Linked DNA regions of Homo sapiens: region 1 is linked to region 2. The links are chromatin loops, found by intact Hi-C in ENCODE. Cell type or tissue: spleen. All regions are shown on one strand. Links, peaks and the distances in the headings refer to the core of each region. The heading gives the core; the rest is flanking DNA. Region 1 overlaps HIF1A (hypoxia inducible factor 1 subunit alpha). Region 2 overlaps LINC03033 (long intergenic non-protein coding RNA 3033).

Region 1 (7,980 bases), core at 3,770-7,769, 130 kb after region 2:
GTAATCTCAGCTCACCACAACCTCCATCTCCCAGGTTCAGTTGATTCTCCTGCCTCAGCCTCCCGAGTAGCTGGGGTTACAGGCACGTGGCAACATGCCTAGCTAATTTTGTATTTTTAGTAGAGACGGGGTTTCTCCATGTTGGTCAGGCTGGTCTCGAACTCCCGACCTCAGGTGATCCGCCCACCTCAGCCTCCCAAAGTGCTGGGATTACAGGCGTGAGCCACTGCACCTGGCACAATACCTTATATATAATCAGGGCTCAAAGATTTGTTGAGAGGCTCAACACCAATTCTGGACCAGGAAAGATTTTATTTATATCACTAGTCAGGAATAATCTAAAAACAAAAAGCACATTCTTCTTACAAGTAATATTTCAATACACATTAATGTAAACACATGGAAAAGTATTAGCTACTTAATAAATTAACATGTAAATGAAAAATTTACACATTATGGCTATTTCAGATGTGATATAGATTTCATTTTCAGAAGGAACCCTCCAATGTAAAACAGTGATTCTTTTCCCCGTTTATTTTACTGCATTAGAAAATCACATTTAAAGTAAGCATTTTGGTGAGGTTTGGAAGGTGAATAAATCCATCTTTTCTTTAATTATGGATATTTAAGAGAGATGTTGTTGTGCCGTTTAGATAATAATGATCTAAACCAAGAAATTTAGTTGCTTTCAAAAATAAAATAAGTGTATGCATTCTGAACATTTTTCTTTAGAAACAAACCATTTCATCTGTTTTTTTGAATTTCAAATTAATTATACAGAATTTTCAAAATTTGAAAATTAGGTTAGCATGAGAAACTGAAGATACTGAATTATATTGCCTGTTCAGTCTATACTTTTCTTTAGGATATACAGTAGGAAAGAAATATGATAGTTCAAGTTAGATTACTACTTCTTTCAGAGTTTTTTGACAAATGCAGGTACAGTGATAGTGTCAGTTCATGGTGAATTTTTGTTAAAATAAATTACAAAAAATTTGTGATCCTGGTATCTTGAAACTAGTTAATATTTGTAAACTTTGCTAACACTGTATATCACTGTATTCTGGTTTTATCTGTGCATCTATGAGTTATATGTGTGTATAGCTACATATGTTTATATTTATACACATACATTACACACAGGAGTGGAATCATACTCAATTTTTTTTGTATAGCCTGCTCTGTTCATATAATACTATATTGTAGCATCTAGTATAAGCAAAGATTAATTTTTGTAGACTTTGCTTTTATCCTGAAATTTTGTGGTAGCTGGTTTAATGGAAAGACAATTTCTGTGACGTGTTTTGTCAGTTAGGGATTGACCCTGGTAAAATATTGCTGGATAACAACAAGCAATGTAAAAATACATTTGTTCCATAAGATAACCTCCGTGAAGGTAGAGACTTGGTCTGTTTTGTTTATTGCACCGTGTCCTGTTCTGGGAAGAGTGTTAGACTCATAGAAGATGATCAAGAAATATTTTTTGAATACATCAATAACATTCTCTAACATGTGGGTATCCTAAAGGTTTATTTTTAAAGTTTATTGATTAGAATTCAGAAGATATTTTCCCAGATAAAATAATAGATTGCTAGCTGTCTTGAAAATGTAATTTATATTTAATTTGAAATGTCAGGTTTTTGCTATTTTTTCCATTAAGTAGAGATAGGGTTTTTAAAAATTACATGTGATGTTTTAAGTATTCTGGTTTTGCAACAATTACTAGATAGAAAATGTAACAACAGATCCTATTAATAATACTTCCAATAATACATATAAAATACTTGTCTAAAAGTAACCCTCCTTAAAAAAACAAAGCTGGCCAGGCGCGGTGGCTCACGCCTGTAATCCCAGCACTTTGGGAGGCTGAGGCAGGCGGATCAAGAGGTCAGGAGTTCAAGACCAGCCTGGCCAACATAGTGAAACCCCATCTCTAGTAAAAATACAAAAAATTAGCCGGGTGTGGTGGCAGGCGCCTGTAACCCCAGCTACTCAGGAAAATCGCTTGAACCTGGGAGGCGGAGGTTGCAGTGAGCGGAGATCGCACCACTGTACTTCAGCCTTGGGCAACAGTGCGAGACTCTGTCTCAAAAAAAAAAAAAAAAAAAGGCAATAGGATTAGGTATCAACTTAATGAAAACTTCGTGACAGCACTTTCTTGAAAAAGACTGTGGAAACCAAAGTTAGTAAACTCCTGTTTCTGCCTGGGTTCGGAAAACATAAAGATGATAAAGATGTTTAAGTATTCCTTTTTTTTTTTTTTTTTTTTTTTGAGACAGTGTCTTGCTCTGTCTGGAGTGCAGTGGCACAATCACAGCTCACTGCAGCCTTGAACTCCTGGGCTCAAATAATCCTCCTGCCTCAGCCTCCTGAGTATCTGGAACTACAGGAGTGCACCATTACACTCGGCTAGTAATTTGATTGGTTAAGAACATTAACTATAACTCACACATTTTCCTGACCACATTTGCTTAGGACAAAACAGTAAAAGACATGAGTGTAGATGAAAGCGATAAGGGAACTAATCTTAAACACTGAACCTCTTTTCAGCAAATTGGCTTTCTAGTTTCTCAGCTCTCTCTTTACACCTCTAAATCTCTTTCCTGGCAAGATCATTTATTTGCCTTGGTTTATGGTGATACTCTTCATTGTTATACTGGTGGGTGATTGTTTTAATTGATAGCTGTTTTTTTCTACTTCAGGAAGATGACACTGCTGGCTCTGCTGGCTCTGATGTTTACCTTGTGGCTAATGCCTGTGTTTGCCTGTGTTCACATTTATTCCACGATTCATTTGTTAACATTTACTAAGCTGCTTTTCTGTGCCAGGAACTTGGCTAGATAAATAAATGGTTGTTTTTGTACACAGAATTAGCTGTCATAATCAGTTACTGTAGCATTTATTCTTGCAAAAATATATATTTATACTTCAACTAGTGATCGAATCTCAACTTATTAATTCATACATTCAGCCAGCACATAATTGAATACTTCTTATGTGTCAGAAACTGTTCTAGGTGCTTGGGATGTTCATTGAACAAAATAGACAAAAGTCTCCGCCTCTATGGAACTTACTTTCCAGTGAAGGTGTGGATTGGTGGGATAGAAAATAAAATAATCAAGTAAGATATGTACTTAGGCTTTCATAAAAATACAGCAGGGCAAGAGGACCAAGATGGAGGCAGTGATCAGGGAATCTCAATGAGGGTGAGACTGCGACAAAGACTTGAAAAAGGTGGAGAAGCAAGCCTTGTGGGTATTTAGGGTAGCAGTAGTCCAGGCAAGGGGAACAACTAGTGCAAAGGCTCTAGGAGGCAATGTGTTTGAAGTGTTTTAAGAACAGTAAGGAGGCTAGTATGGTTAGAACAGAATGAGCAAAGGGGGCAAAGTGGTAGAAGGTGAGATCAAAGAGGTAATGAGGCCATTGTGGAGGCCCATATGGACTATTGGAAGGGCTTTGGCTTTTACTCTAAATGAGGCAAAAACCATTTTAAGCAGAGAGGAGTGATATGACTTGATTTCTTGTTAAAAGGATTATTCTAGTTGCTGTTACAGAAAAAGATTACAGGGGTGCAAAGAAACAGGGAGACAAAAGAATATAAGATTTTCACTGTAACTTATATCTAGTATGCTTGCTTATACTTGAAAATGCATATCCAGATAATTGTAGTAAATTCAAATATTATGTTTATTTAATAGTACTAACATTGATATGCTGGTTAATTATGATTAGGAGCACTAATAAAGCACAAATCAGGGATTCCCAAAAAGAATGTTGAAAGGGCAGTCAGCTTTTCCTGTGCCAGAAATCAAAGTCATAGCAGATTTGGGGCAAATATGTCAAAGTCAAACTTACGCACATCACTACTGAGAAGACAAAGATGAATGTGTGACAGTTTCCTGCCCCCAAGAATCTTTAAGCATTGTGAAGGAAGATTAATATAGCCAAATAACTAGAGTGATCAGTTCTACCAGAGAGGACCAGTTTTGGAAGCCAGAGGAAAAAAAAAAAAAACAGAAACAAAATGATGTTTGAATTAAATCTTTAAAAGTTTCTCTTATAAATTTACCAAGCCACATATTGGGAATGGTACCCCAGGCAGAAGGAGTAGAGTAAGCAAGCCAGAAAGGAAATACTATGGTGCTTTTGAGTAACTGCAGTGTGGCTGAAGAATGTGGAAAATGATGAGGATAAAGAGGTGGACAGGGAACTAGGTAAGGGAGGGCTTCCTTTTAAATAATTAGACCTTGTCCTGTGTACATTTAATGGGATTTTAATCAGGCCATAATGCCAAATTTCTTTACTTCGGAAGGATCTTTATGGTGATGGTTTCAGAAAGAAATTAAAGCAGAGTAACAGTGGTTAGCAATAATGATCAGCTAGTGGTTCCCAAACTTACGTATCATATGCATCTTGGAAGTTTTTAAAAACTCAGATTTTGGGATCCTGACTTAGATCTACTGAATCAGAATTTACAGATTCAAATTCCCAGTGAGGCCTAGGAATTTGAAATGTTGAATGTCCTTCACGATGCAGCTAGACAAGCATTTGGGAATAAAGCATTAGGTGACTATTTCAGTAGACTAAGGAGTGGGAGGCCATTTAAGCTCAAAGGCTATTCTACTTCTCACTATATTTCTAGTACCTAGCACAGTGCATGGTACTTGATAGATGCATCCTTTCTCCCATACCTCGCCCTACACATCTCTTCATGTGTATCCTTATTAATATCCTCTATTATAAACTGGTAAACATGTTTCCCTGAGTTCTGTGAGCTGCTCCAGCAAAGATGGGTTTGTGAGAATCCCAACTTTTGAAGCCTGTCAGTCAGAAGTTCCTGAGGCCAGACTTGCAACTCCTGTTGAGGGGGCAGTCTTGGGGACTGAGCCCTCAACCTGACACTGTCTCCAGGTAGATAGTGTTAGAATTGAATTGAAGGACACCCAGTTGGTGTCCGCTGCAGAACTGATTGCTCACCTGGTGGTGGAGAGAACCCCTCCTCTCCCGATAGGGTTGCAGAAGTTGTCTTCTGTGTTGTTGATTGCTGTGGTGTGGGAGCAGAGGGGGGAAAAAAGCTGTTGGAGAGTTTTTTCCAAAACAATAGGAGATTATTTAGATTTATAAAAATAGAATCAAAGTAGATTAACTGAGCACATTGTGAAATATAGAGTAGAGCTGTGTGTAAGGAGTATATCTTAATGTCAAGCTGACACCAAATTGAATGTTTGCTGGAACGTTCAAAAATCTAAGCTTCCCAAATCTGTGAAAACACTCAGGTTAGTAAACAGTCTTATGCAAACAGCAAGACAATGCTCAAAGCCATTTAAGGAAAAAGAACAGTAACTGAATTCTCTTATGGAAATGTGAGATGTTGTTTTAGTAAGTACTGATGGTGTTATACTTTTTGTTTATTCGTTTGCTGGTATTTCAGTTCCTAAAATTCCTTCAAATATGCTGCAAAATACAAACCAAGAACTTGGTGGATTTTCCATTTGTTTTCCTGTGGGAAATGATGGAATTAAAAACCTTGAGGATTAGACCTTGAGAGTTACCTTCCAGTGTTTATGCCACCATTATACAAAATTCTGGAGGACAAAACCCTTCCCACTTAAAAACCAGTTAGTTTCAGAAAATCACCTCATGTTAGGAGACTGCATCATTATAGTATGTGTGTTAGCTTTAGGTATAGATCTAAAATATTTTTAATATTTTAAAAACTTAAGCCTTTCTTCATTAATTTGGCCTAATACAAGTTAGAATAACTTTAAAAATGAGTACAAACAACAAGGAAGGGCCAGGCGCAGTGGCTCAACGCCTGTAATCCGAACACTTTGGGAGGCCAAGGTGGGCAGATCACCTGAGGTCAGGAGTTCCAGACCAGCCTGGCCAACATAATGAAACCCCATCTCTACTAAGAATACAAAAATTAGCTGGGCGTGGTGGCACACGCCTGTAATCCCAGCTACTCGGGAGGCTGAGGCAGGAGAATTGCTTGAACCCAGGAGGCAGAGGTTGCAGTGAGCCGAGATCGCGCCATTGCACTCCAGTCTGGGCAACAAGGGTGAAATGCCGTCTCAGGAAAAAAAAAAACAGTTTCTGTGACTGCTAGACAAATGTTGAGCAAGTAAAACACCAACAATGTTGAACTTAGATATTGAAATAGCTGCTCTGTACAAATAAAGTCTACTGGGAGTATAGACTGAATTACCATCTTTTGACTCTTTCGCCATAATGATTGGCATTACCGGAAGGGATTACCTTGCTTTGAAGAGCTGCTGGACAGTAGAGCAGAGAGCATCTATTACCATTGTAGGTGCCTTTCAGTTAGGATTTTGGATTTATAAGCAAACTCCAAGAAAGAGCCTGGTTCTGAGTTTCTCTGAATAGCTTAGGTCAAGTCCTAAATTCTGAAGCCAACTCCTATAATTCCTTCTTTATGTCTTTGGCATGTGAAGTAGGCAAATTTCGAACTTTATAATAATAGCCTAGACTTACAAATACTTGCCTTGGTAATCAGGATGAGTTTTTGAGAGACAACATAGTCTAGTGTTAATCGCGTGGACACCAGACTGCTTGAGTGAAATACAGGTTCTACCATTTATTAACGGAGTAATGTTGGGTAAGCTATTTAGCCAGGGTCCTTATCTGTAACATGGTGATAATAATAAAGATTAAATAATAGGTGAAAAATGTTTAGAATACCACTGTGTTATTAGTAAGCACCATGCATAGGTGTTTGGATTTAAAAATACTGGCAAAGGCCAGGTTGGGTGGCTCACACCTATAATCCTCGCACTTTGGGAGGCCAAGGCAGAAGGATCGCTTTAGCCCAGGAGTTCAGGACCAGTCGAGGCAACATAGATTCCGTCTCTGCAAAAAATTTAACAGAATTAGTTGGGCATGGTAGCGTGTGCCTGTAGCTACTTGGGAGGCTGAGGTAGGGAGGGGGAGGATTGCTTGAGCCCACGATTTCGAGGCTGCAGTGAGCTTATGATCATGCCACTGTACTCCAGCTTGGGTGACAGAGCAAGACTCTGTCTCTAAAATAAAATGAAAATAAAACTGCAGGCAAAAATGCCAACTGAAGAGTGAACATGAACTTTTCTTTGCATTTTTCTTGGGCCTGAGACTTTAAGAAGTGCAGGGCAGTTAAAATGATGAGATATAATTCTCACCTATCAGCTCAGCAGAAATTAATAAGATTAAAAAGATGCGTAATATATAATATTGCAGAGTGCATGGGGGAATTGATATACACATTCATGAACTGGCAGAGACAAAAATGGGCACAGAACCATTTGGAAAGCTATTGTGTATTTTAAAAAATTTCAGTAGCACATTTTTTATATCATGAAATTTCACTTCAGAATGTCAGTCCTGTAGAAATACTGACGCAAGTGCAAAAACAACAAAAACCAACTTGTACCTTCAAGGCCAGAAAGAGTTATTTCACCAAATAACATAATTGAGGTACATTAACTTTATTAGAAGTAAATCTGATAATCTGCTCACATTTTAAATAGTTATGGTTTAACTTCAGTTCTTGAAGTCACATATTTTTACAATTAGGAATGCTAACAGGCTTTTTGTGCAATACGAAAAGATGACTTTAAATGCCTACAATTATTTTGTGTCCTTTTATTTTTTTTTAATTTTTACTGACCTACTACAAAGCACTAAATATTTTATGTTCTTAATCTGAAGAACAATAGACATTCTCTATAAAACAACTCTTGCTTATTCATGAACTTTGTACACAAGAAGCTTAATAAGACGGGCTCAAAATTATTTTTCTAAATATATTTCCTATACAAAATAATTTCAAGATATAATTGTTACTTTTGTGTCTAATACTGTATGTTAAATAATAAAATGGTAAGCATGTAAAAACTACAATACCACAAAGATTGAGCTATTTTGCCAGTAGTATACTCCAACTTTAGTTCTAGAACAGTTGTAGAAATGGGTAAACAAACTGTT
Region 2 (10,693 bases), core at 3,362-7,361:
TCCCTTTACTTTGCAGAGACTAAACTCCCACTGACTCCCTCCTGTTTTTATCTTGGAACACGGGAGATTTCTGGTTTGTAGAGATGTTTATCCATGAGCTAGCGATACTATTTTTTATTTTCTATTTTCTCTTATTGCTATGAGTTTAGAGCACCAAAGCACAAATTTGAGAAGCCTTGTGAATTGACTGGAAGTTTCTTACATTCTTCAAATATCTGAACATTTCGGATGGTGTGTTAGTTAACCATTGCTGCAGAACAAACAACCCTATAACTTAGTGGCTTAAAACAGCAGCTATTTATTTAGCTCATGATTCTGCAAATCAGCAACCTTGGGTGGATCAGCTGCACATTCTTCTGGTCTCCTGGGTGCTTTCATGCATCCCATGGTCAGCTACAGGCCAGCTAAGGACCCCTGCTTCTGAGGATTAACTGGCTGTTGGCTGAGGCCACAGGGGTTACAGGGTTGACTTGGCTGTGTGGTCCCTCACTATCTAGCAGTCTAGCTTAAGCTTGTTTACATGGTAGGTAGTGGGCAGATTTCTGAGAGAGAGATAACAGAAAAATCACAAGGCCTCTTCTGGCCTAGGCTTTGGAATGGCACATCACCCCTGCTTCGATGTATTGATCAAAACTGATATCATGGTCAGCCCACATTCAAGGGGTGGAGAATTATCTTTGATGAGATGAGCTAGGAAACCATATCGCAAAGGGGCATGGATGCAAGGAAGAGAATGATTTTTGGACATTTTTGCAAACAATGTATGATATGGACTTAAATTGTTATGGGATAAATTTAAATTAGATTGAAGGAGAAAAGATGTCAACTCTAGAGCACGTTTGTAATTTTTGAGCATTGCATGTACCGGGGGTAGTTTTTAAGACCAGGCCCAGCTGGAGCAGAGATGCTGCATCCGATTCAGGACCAGTTCAGTGCAGTCTGCCATTATCAAGGTAAGTGCTAGGAGCCATGGGAGATCACAGAGGAATTCCTTTCTGCCTTTCAAGGAGATAGTACTTGAACAGGGAGTTCAGGGCAAGCCTCCAGCTCTACAATGAGGCAAAATATTAAGTGCTATGAGATGACTGGTTAAGGGAAAATCTTTGGAAGGAAGTAGACTTCAAGTGTAAGCTGAGAGGAAGAAACCATGGAAGATTACAGACTCCAAAGAGTCAAAGATGACAGACAATGGTTGCACTTTGGCCAGCATCCTTCCTTACTTGTTGGACAGGCCAAAAGGCTGAGCAATACATCAATCCTCAGGAGACAAAAAGGAAAAGAACCAAGTTCTCCCAACTGATTTTTTCTTCCTTAGTTAAACCAGAAGGAATTTATGGCTTTTAACTGAAAGAACACTTGTATCAACAAGAATTCTGCACACTTCAGCAAAGATAGGTCCTAGCTTGTGGTAGTTCTGGCAGATTTTTAGAGTGTTACCAGTATACCCCCTTCATACCATGGCGGTCCAGCTGTTGATATTCTAGGTGCCCAGGCCAAAGGAGGCCAGAAAGAGAGCCCAAAGGCTGGTGCTTGGAGGGTATGTTGACCTGTGGGTCTTTGGTCCTGACTCTGGCAATACCAAAAGTTTCTTTTTGTTTTGTAGAACATGTAAAACTGAAGGCTGCTGCTCAAAATGTCCTATGGCTACATTTCCATTTGTCTAACCCACCCAGTGATTTTTTAATACTATCAAAACTTGCCTAGGAGTTCCACTTCCAAAAGTTATTGGCTGCATTTTGACTAATTCTTAGATTGAAGACAGGGACTAGGGCCTGAAAACCACAGCCCCCAAGGGAGCCAGGTCTGTTCAAGGCATTGCTTCCAAGTCAGAGACTCTTCACCAAGCCTTTTTTCTCCTTGGAGACCAATGGAGCAGCGTTAATCTGGCACAGATGAGCACTCCCATAATGCTCAACATCTCTTTCCAAGAGTGGAGAGAGATGATGCAGAGATTAGTCAATCATCCCAATATAAAAATTAGTGGACATATTGGCAAATAGGAAACGTGTTTTTTTTTTTTTTTTTTTTGAGACAGTCTCACTCCGTCACCTAGGGTGGAGTGCAGTGGCATGATCATGGCTCACTGCAGCCTCAACCTCCTGGGCTCAGGTGATCCTCCCACCTCAGTTTCCCAAGTAGCTGGGACTGCAGGTGCGTGCCACCACACCCAGTTAATTTTTTGCATTTTTAGTAGAGACAGGTCTCACTATGTTCCTCAGGCTGGTCTCGAACTCCTAGGTTCAAGTGGTCCTCCCACCTCCGCCTTCCAAAGTTCTGGGATTAGAGGCATAAGTCACCACACCCAGCCAGGAAATATTTAATAATTGTGTTGTTCATGCATCTATCCCAGAAATGAATTCAATCAAACACTGCATTATGAGCATGAATTTGTGTTACATGATTCTATTCTAGACTCGGGAAACAGCAAAGGGATGGCAACAAAAATATTTGAGTGCTACTCTTTGCTCGAAACTCTGCTTTACTTTTGCTCATTCACCATGTCTCATGAATTCCCCTGTCCTTTGATTTCTGGTTCTTTAATATTTCTGGGATTCAATCTTTCTCCCCATCCCCACTGCCTTGATTCACAACCTCCATCATCTGTCAGTAGATTTATTATAAAGCTCTCTGTTATGGGCTGAATTATATCCCCTCAACAACCTCTCCACACCTCAGAATGTGACTGTTTTGGGAGACAGGGCCTTTAAATGGGTAACTAAGGCAAAATTAGGTCATATGGCTGGGCCCTAATCCGATATGACTGATGTCCTTTTTTTTTTTTTTTTTTTTTTTTTTTTGAGACAGAGTCTCACTCTGTTGCCAGGCTGGAGTGCAGTGGTGCGATCTCGGCTCACTGCAACCTTCACCTCCTGGGTTCAAGCGATTCTCTTGCCTCAGCCTCCCGAGTAGCTGAGACTACAGGCATGCACTACCACACCCAGCTAATTTTTGTATTTTTAGTAGAGACAGGGTTTCACCATGTTGGCCAGGATGGTCTCAATCTCTTGACCTCGTGATCCACCCGCCTCAGCGTCCCAAAGTGCCGGGATTACAGGCGTGAGCCATCATGATGTCCTTATAAGAAGAAAGTAGGACACAGATGCACAGAGAGGGAAGACCATGTGAAGACAGGGAGAAACCGGCCATCTGCAAACCTAGGAAGGAGTCCTCAAAATGAAACCAATCCTTGTGACAAACGTTGATCTCACAAGTCCAGATTCCAGGATTGTGAGACAATCCACTTCTGTTGTTCAAGCTCCAGTCTGTGGCACTTAGTCATGGCAGCCCTCTTAAAATAACACAGCCTTCTGCCTGGGCTCTGTGCTTGTTCCTTTCAAGTTGGTACTTCTGAAAGTGGAATTATCTACCTCAGTCATTAGTCTGATCTTGTTACTTGACTGTTTAAAACCCTTCAATAGCACCCCCTCCTCTCCCAGTAGTGTTTTCTGCAGTAAGTTTACTGGAACATTAGTTATGTAAGATGTCCCCCGTTATGTAAGTTTGGGAACTCCACAAGTCTCCAACTTGAGGGGTCACTGAACATTTGCATATCAAAGACTCTGAGAAGTTTTACAGTCAAAAAACCCAGTTAACTTTGTTTCACCCAATGTTTGCCAAACTCAAATTTTTTTTCTTGGTATAATACACATTATATCTACTGCAGCGTGTGTTCTGTAGTACAAACTAGGAAATGCTGCCCCATGCAGTTAAATCCACACATTTGACTTGTCATGTGAAACGAGGGTCGCCAGATTTAGCAAACGAGAATACAGGATCCCCAGTTAAATTTGAATTTCAGAAAAGTCTAAAAAATTATTTGTTGTTTATCTGAAATTCGGTTCAACTGGGTGTCCTGTTTTTTATCTGGCAACCCTGTACAGGACCCTTTGTGACTGCTAGTGAACAGACTGAACCAAAATGAATTTGATAAGAATTGTTTCCCCCAGTTAACACAATAGAAAAAGATAAAGTCAAGATTGATTCTTGGCTTTCAATTGGATTCTTTCAATTTACCACCAACCCTTGTTCACTTAAAGCAGTGGCTCCCCATCCTGGCTACCCGTTAGAATTATCTGAGGAGCATTTAAAAATATCCATACCCCATCCCTAACCAATTAGAATTTGGGAGTTACTAAATGGGGAGTTAGAAAGGCAGGGCAGGGAGAGTGAGGCCAGGCAAGTGTATAGCATGCAAATTTAAGGAGGTGGCCACTCTCAGGAGCCAACCCTGCACTTGCACAGCCCTGAGAGTGAGAACCTCCTTAAATCTTATGCCCTATACACCTGTTGGCCTCACCCTAGTCAGGCCCTATTTAAAGACCTAGGTAAGCCAGCACACCTATAGTCCCTACTATGAGGAGGATGGGATTGCTTGAGTCCAGGAATCTGAATCCAGCCTAGACAAAATAAGGAGACCTATCTTTAAAAGAAAAAAAAATAAGTTAAAGAAAAAGATGTAGGTAGGTACAGGGTTGTGCAGAAGAGCTTCCAGGGGATTTCTGAGCAGTCCTGGGTCCCAGCTCTGTGTTTCATTGCTTTAGAAGGAACATCGACCTTTCCGAGCAATGAACATCAGCTCCAGCTCATAGGCATGAGTCAGGGCAGGCTTCACCAGGCCAGGTTTTCCTGAAATGTAAACTCACAGCAGGCTCTGGTTTCCTCTAGAAGACCACTCCTAAAAGGCTTTAAATGCTTAGGTTCCTTGTTCTTTTTCAGTTCAGGCTGGTGATTGAGTAGCTTCTAGTCATTGGCATCCTAAAGATTCTGTTTCACATTCAAGCATGGTTTTAAATTACTACAAGATGTAATGAAAGTATAGGTTTCACTCTTCTCTCCAAGGTTTTAAAGACTCTCACCCCTGTTCTCCTTCCTCCCTCTCTGCCTTCTGCCCTTTTCTTGCTGGTGATTTTCTGCCCCATCACTGGCAGCCTGGTCAGGAAGGCACCTCATTAATCCACCCACTGGTACAGTGTGCCCAGAACAGCCAAGGCCAACCTTGCTTGGAAGGCCAACTCTCTGAACAGTCCCTTCCTTTACTGGCCTCTAAGTTCCGTGATGTCATCAGCATTCTGCCCCTGGCTGGCGGCCAGATCCTTAACTACTGATTCCCAGATCTCTCCACGTTTTAAAATTCTAGGAAAAGAAACTGTACTTTTCCAGTGCTAAAAAAGGATGGGAATGGTTGGTGGAAGCTCCCAGCACAGCTAAAATTAACTTCTTTCTTTTGTGATAATTGAATGATTTTCAATGATGTTCTTCCTATAATAGGATTCAAAAAGTTTTCCTCAGGGGAAAATTTGGAAGAGAAAAATACAAGGGAAAGGGTTCTCTCAGACAGGGTTTGTAGCAATTTCCTTGCAATATGAAGCTCATGAAATTACATGGGTGTATCTCACTTAGCTTAATAGACATGTCCCTGTAAAGTTTCATATAAATGGAATGTTTAAAAAATTAAATCACTGTAAGTGCACAAGGAAAGATGGCTAAATAAAGGAAGCCCGGGGTGACTCACTTTATAAAGTGAATTATCTTTATGTAATGTACATCATCCTCCCCCACACACACATTGATTTATATATATATATATAATTTTGAATTTTTCAGAGGCTGGATTCTCATAAGGTAAGGGTGCCTCTTACGATGACAACTGGACTGAGGTCACAGCTGTTCTCATACTCTGAAGCTGAACTTTTTATAACGTTCTCTGGGGAGTGTGTAGATGCCAGGGTTCTGCGGGGACTTTTAAGCTCTTACACTGACCCAGACTCCTCCTGGCCTATCCCTGGAGTGATGTGGGCTCTGGAGCACCCAGGGAAATTGTCAATGACTGGACAGTGGAAGAAGTCATGGTAGACAAGCTGAGGCTAACAGTTGCCAAGTGCAACATGAAAAGCAGTGTTGTGTAGCAGTTAGAAGCATGACCTCTGTGGCCAGAAGACTACGGCCCTGCGTCTGTCCTCTAGCTGGGTGATTCTCTGAGCCTCGGTATCCTCCTCTGTAGAATGGGGATGATTACAGTGGTACCTACCTCAGGTACTACTACCTCAGGTCCTATTGCCAGGACTAAATGAAGAAGAAGACCTGGCACATAGGAAGAGCTCAAAAGATTGCTAACTACTTTTAACTTGTCTGGACATGCTCTATTAGAGTAGGAAGGAAACTATAACAAGAAAAGAAAACCAAAGATGCTACTGTCTACTGAGTGCTGCTCCATGCCAGATACATGCTGAACTCATTCATTCAATCCTCACATCACACGAACGGTCACTAATAGTATCCCCACTTCCTAGAGAAGAAAACTGCAGTTCAGAGAGGGTAAGCAATTATTCTAATGCCACACAGCAGATAAGGCACAAAGCAGATGACTTGAGGCCAGTCCTATGTGCTCTTTTCACTCTGTCTCAAGCCTGAGAAGACCAGAGCCTAAAGGTGACTTTTCAAAGATGAAGCCCTCAGACCTGGAGGGTATTTAGATTTGGAAGTAAAATGGTTCAGGAGGTGACATAAAGAAAGAAGGAGAGAGAAATTTATTCAACAAAGACTGATGGAGAGTCTAGAGTGTGCAGGTACTCCAGGTAGCAAAGGAAAATGGGGGTGACAGTCATATAAAATTACAAAGAACCCCAGCCAGTTGTTAGGATTTAGATATGAAAACTGTGCTGTTGAATTCTTAAGCAAAAAAATGACTAACTTTGAGGAAGACTTCAAAAGAGAGGTGACATTTGAAAGCTTTACAAGTATTATCTTATTTAATTCCTTAGTATTTGGTGAGATGTCCACCCCCACTGGACTTTGAGGCCAAGAGTGGGGTCTTCTTTCCCTTTGTTACCTGGAGTACCTGCAGACCCTAGACTCTCAATCAGTCTTTGTTGAATAAATTTCTCTCTCCTCCTTTCTTTATGTCACTTCTTGAACCATTTTACTTCCAAATCTAAATACCCTCCAGGTCTGAGGCCTTCATCTTTGAAAACTCACCTTTTCATCTATCACCCTGGGGCAGGAACTGCTGGTTGCCCACCTAGTATTTAAAAGGCACTTTTTAACTTTACATGGCCAGGCAGTGTGGCTGGCTAAAAGTCTCTATTTTCCAGTCTCCCTGGCAGGCAGCTATGGCCCATAAGATGGAAACAGATCATTGGGTCAGACTTCCAAAAAAGCTTCTTAAAAGGGGTATAGGCTATTTACTTGGAGTTTCTAAGCTCTTTCCTCTTCTTCCTGGTTCTTGCCTGAAATGAAGACAAGACGGCTAAGGCTCTAGCACCAACTTGTGACCTTGAGAAAGGCAAGGGGAGTCTGGTCCCTGGTGACCGTGACTTGCTGTAGCAACCTTGGACTGCCGAGCTCCAGACTTGCTTGTTTAAATGAAAGAAAAATAAACTATCTTACTTAAGCCTGTGTTATTTTTGGCAATTGTTATTAGCATCTGACCCAATCCCTAACTGGCATAAGCTCCTGAGGCCATTAGGCAGAGGTGCTGGGTTCCCACTACCCTACACTGTTGGGGCAAGCCTGTGGCTCCAGGGCACCCGAAGAGCCTAGAGTGTTTCCTTTAAATTGCAATTCCTTTTTTGTCAACTGTTTAGGCCCTGGCATCAAGCACACAGCCTGGTACTCAGTAGCACTCAATAATGTATGTTGAAAGAATACAATGAATAACTGCCGCTCGACCATTTCCCCAAGGAGCTGTTTTTCTGAGGGGTTTAGAATCATGCCTTCTCGGATTTCCACAGGACAGCATCAGTACGAAGCTTGTGGGACATCCAAAGTGCTTTGAGATATTTAAAAAGTAAAGAATAAATCGGAAATGATAAACATTTAAACAATGAAGATATACATAAAGCCTCATTTAAGTAGTATGTTTTAAAAGGTGAAGCAAAATTGTGTATTTTTTGTAGATTTTAAAAATATAATTAAATGGGATGAAAGTAAGAGCTGCTATCCCAAATCCCTGTTTTTAAAAAATTATTTTTGAGTGATTGCAAAATAACAAATATAACTTTGTAAAAGAATCGAAATTATTTAGAAAGGTTAAATATTGAAAGCCCTTTCATAACTACTGCTATGGAACAGTTTGGTAAATATCCTTTTAACTCTTCCTGTACATAAAAATCATGCAAATAGATGCGTATAAACATAAGCTCATGATGTGTATATTATTTTGCAACCTTTGCTTTTTTCACTTAACATCCTATCTTGGGCATTTCCCCACGTCTGTGCATTTAGATTAACCTGGTTCTCTGTAAGGTAATAGAGCATCCTTTATCCCAATACCCTCCTTTAATATAAATCTGTTTGGATGTAATTTTGACCTTGCTCTCTAAAGAGTCATCATGTTTACCTGAGGAGGTTGATGAGAAAGACATCAGAGATTAACTGTCACCCCTAACTAAAGTGAGCTGGGCCCTGCAGTAGTCAGACAGGCTGGCAGATGTCTAGATTGAGAAATAAAAATATCCCAGGATCAAGATTTTGTGGATAGAAAGCCATGAAGCTCAGAGTTAGGAACAAACAACTTGGGCCCATCAAGATAATGGACATGCTTCTAGAATCCCTGACAATTCCTGCCAGCGGCAGGCATTGATCACCTGAGAAGCAGGTATCATTCCCCAGTCCTGTAGGAGACAGTCTCTTCTTGACTGGCCTTCTCATAGGGCACTGAGCCTCTGGAGTGCTGAGCACTGGCTTTTCAGCTTCTGGGTACTGGGGAGGAAGTGGTCAAAAACCCAGGGGGAAAAGAAAAAAACCTCTGCCCTGGGGAAGTTGAGGCTCTACGTGTGGAGATGAATTATGTGAACCCCACTCCCACCACGGCCAAACCCCGTAAATCACCCCAGTCAGCTACCATCACTGGAGCTCCCTTTGTAAATGTTGACAGCAGCTGCTATCAACTTGGGCAGCCAACTGGGCTCAGCCAAGAAGCCTTTGGGGAAGATGTGGGTTAATCATCAAGCAAGGCTTTAAAAGCGGACGGAGGCCAGAGGCCAGACCCCCGCTGGTGCAGATGCACAGACCTGTGACAGAGGTGCAGGCTGTGGGGCGGCGTGGAGGCGGGAGGTGGTGGGGGGATCAACAAGATTAGCTCAGGCAGGGAGAAGAGTCTGAGGGGGAATGTAAGAAGCACAGGAAATGAGTGCAAGCAGGAGGGGCTTTCGAACTGTGTTGAGATTGACTTGGATAGATTAGCAGTGGGGAGCAGCTGTGGCTTGGGCAGAGGCACCTCTGAGGCCAGCCAGGCAGGCCACAGCTGCACCTGCTGGGCCCCTTCCTGCCATGCACCTATAAGGAAGCAGCTCCACCAGGAACCCCACCAGCCTCTGTCTTGTGCCAGTTGGGTAATGTGCACCCGGATGCATCCAGTATTATTGTTTCATTGGCAAAGCAGTTCAGGATTTTCTAGCTGACCAGTTGGCCCAATTAGGATTTCTCCCTCACAGATAGCAAAAAAGTTGGGCCTGCCTTCCAGTCCACTTTGCCAATCCTCCTGCTAGAGAACTGAAGTCAGTCCTCCAGTCCTCCTGCTAGAGAACTGAAGTCAGACAATGTTGGGTTTATGGACTAGTTGCAATGAGGAATAACACACAGATAGCACGGGGAGCCATGGGGCAGCTCAGTAAGAGGATGTGATAAAGGACTTCTTGTAGGATTTGGGCTTAGGTGATACTGGGGAGGATTCAGGGAAGTGGGAGATTGCTCTGGATTTTGGATGTTATCAGGAAGCAGAGGTAATTCTAGGACTGGGTATCTTAATAATTCTTACCTAGAAGGCAGAAGGAATGAGATGAGGCTAAAGGTGTAATTAATAAAGAAGCAGAAGTTGCTCATATTAGCCAGGAAAGGAGCATCTTTGGTCATTCTTGTGGTTCGGACAATGTTCTTATTTTTGTCTGGGTCTAGACATGATTATGGGATCATCTTGTTTTCTTTTGCTCCATTACAGTCACAGAGCGGCTGTATCTGATGTTGGTGTTCTATGGAAATTATGTTCAACAGGAGCACACCATGGCCCAGATGTGAGCGCCAGGCTTATGTCTAAAGGCAGCCAGGAATCCTGCAGAGAAAAGATTCTGATGGTTCTCAGCATTCCTATCTAAGCAGAAGCTCCTCTTGCAGGGCTAGAGATGATGCCGGAAGAAAGCAGGTGCTCCTGTTGGAAGGCTGCCTCAGGTCTATTCATCCATTCAACAAATACTTTTTGAATGGGAAACATACTCAGGCACTTGGGACAGAGCCGTGACATGGATAGTTCTCATGGGTATACATTTTATTGAGGGACACAGACAACATGAGTGAACAACACTGGGGCCTGTTGGGGGATGGGGTGGGGGGAGGGAGAGTATTAGAAAAGATGGCTAATGTATGCTGGGCTTAATACCTAGGTGATGAGTCGACAGGTGCAATAAACCACTATGGCGCATGTTTACCTGTGTAACAAACCTGCACATCCTGCACATGTACCCCAGAACTAAAAATTAAAAAATATATTTAAAAATAAAGTCACGGGTATTACCGGGCATTATAAAGACAATAAAAGTAGTTGTCAGAGAATGACTGGGGGACACTTTGGAGAGGTGGTCAGGTAAATGCTCTCTGAGGAGGTGATCAGAAGGTTCCCTGTGAGATTCTAAGGTGAGACTAGCAGCAGGAAGAAGGCAGGAACATCTGCAGTGTGGTAACTGAGGGAGAGATGGGCTGA

What was found. A loop is a pair of places that touch in the nucleus more often than their neighbours do. Peaks named below come from ENCODE experiments on the same cell type or tissue, not always from the same donor. Only the 100,000 strongest peaks of a DNase experiment are listed, where the experiment ranks them.
Region 1: a loop joins it to region 2, with 2.3 times the contacts of the local background. A loop is called at or near these places in 2 of 110 quality-filtered maps.

What each region holds. Positions count from the first base shown.
Region 1 is chr14:61,708,959-61,716,938 of GRCh38, forward strand. The region is part of intron 1 of HIF1A (hypoxia inducible factor 1 subunit alpha); the gene reads left to right. It overlaps HIF1A-AS3 (HIF1A antisense RNA 3), which reads right to left. Exons shown (of 3, transcript NR_144368.1): 3 at 6,600-6,870. Among named protein-coding and RNA genes, the nearest start is that of HIF1A-AS1, 17 kb to the left of the region's middle. In spleen, for the core only: no CTCF peak of the experiment used is centred there; no DNase peak of the experiment used is centred there; H3K27ac peaks cover 3,727 bases.
Region 2 is chr14:61,581,201-61,591,893 of GRCh38, forward strand. All of the region lies in intron 1 of LINC03033 (long intergenic non-protein coding RNA 3033), which reads left to right. Among named protein-coding and RNA genes, the nearest start is that of LINC01303, 16 kb to the left of the region's middle. In spleen, for the core only: no CTCF peak of the experiment used is centred there; a DNase peak (open chromatin) is centred at 5,003; H3K27ac peaks cover 3,384 bases.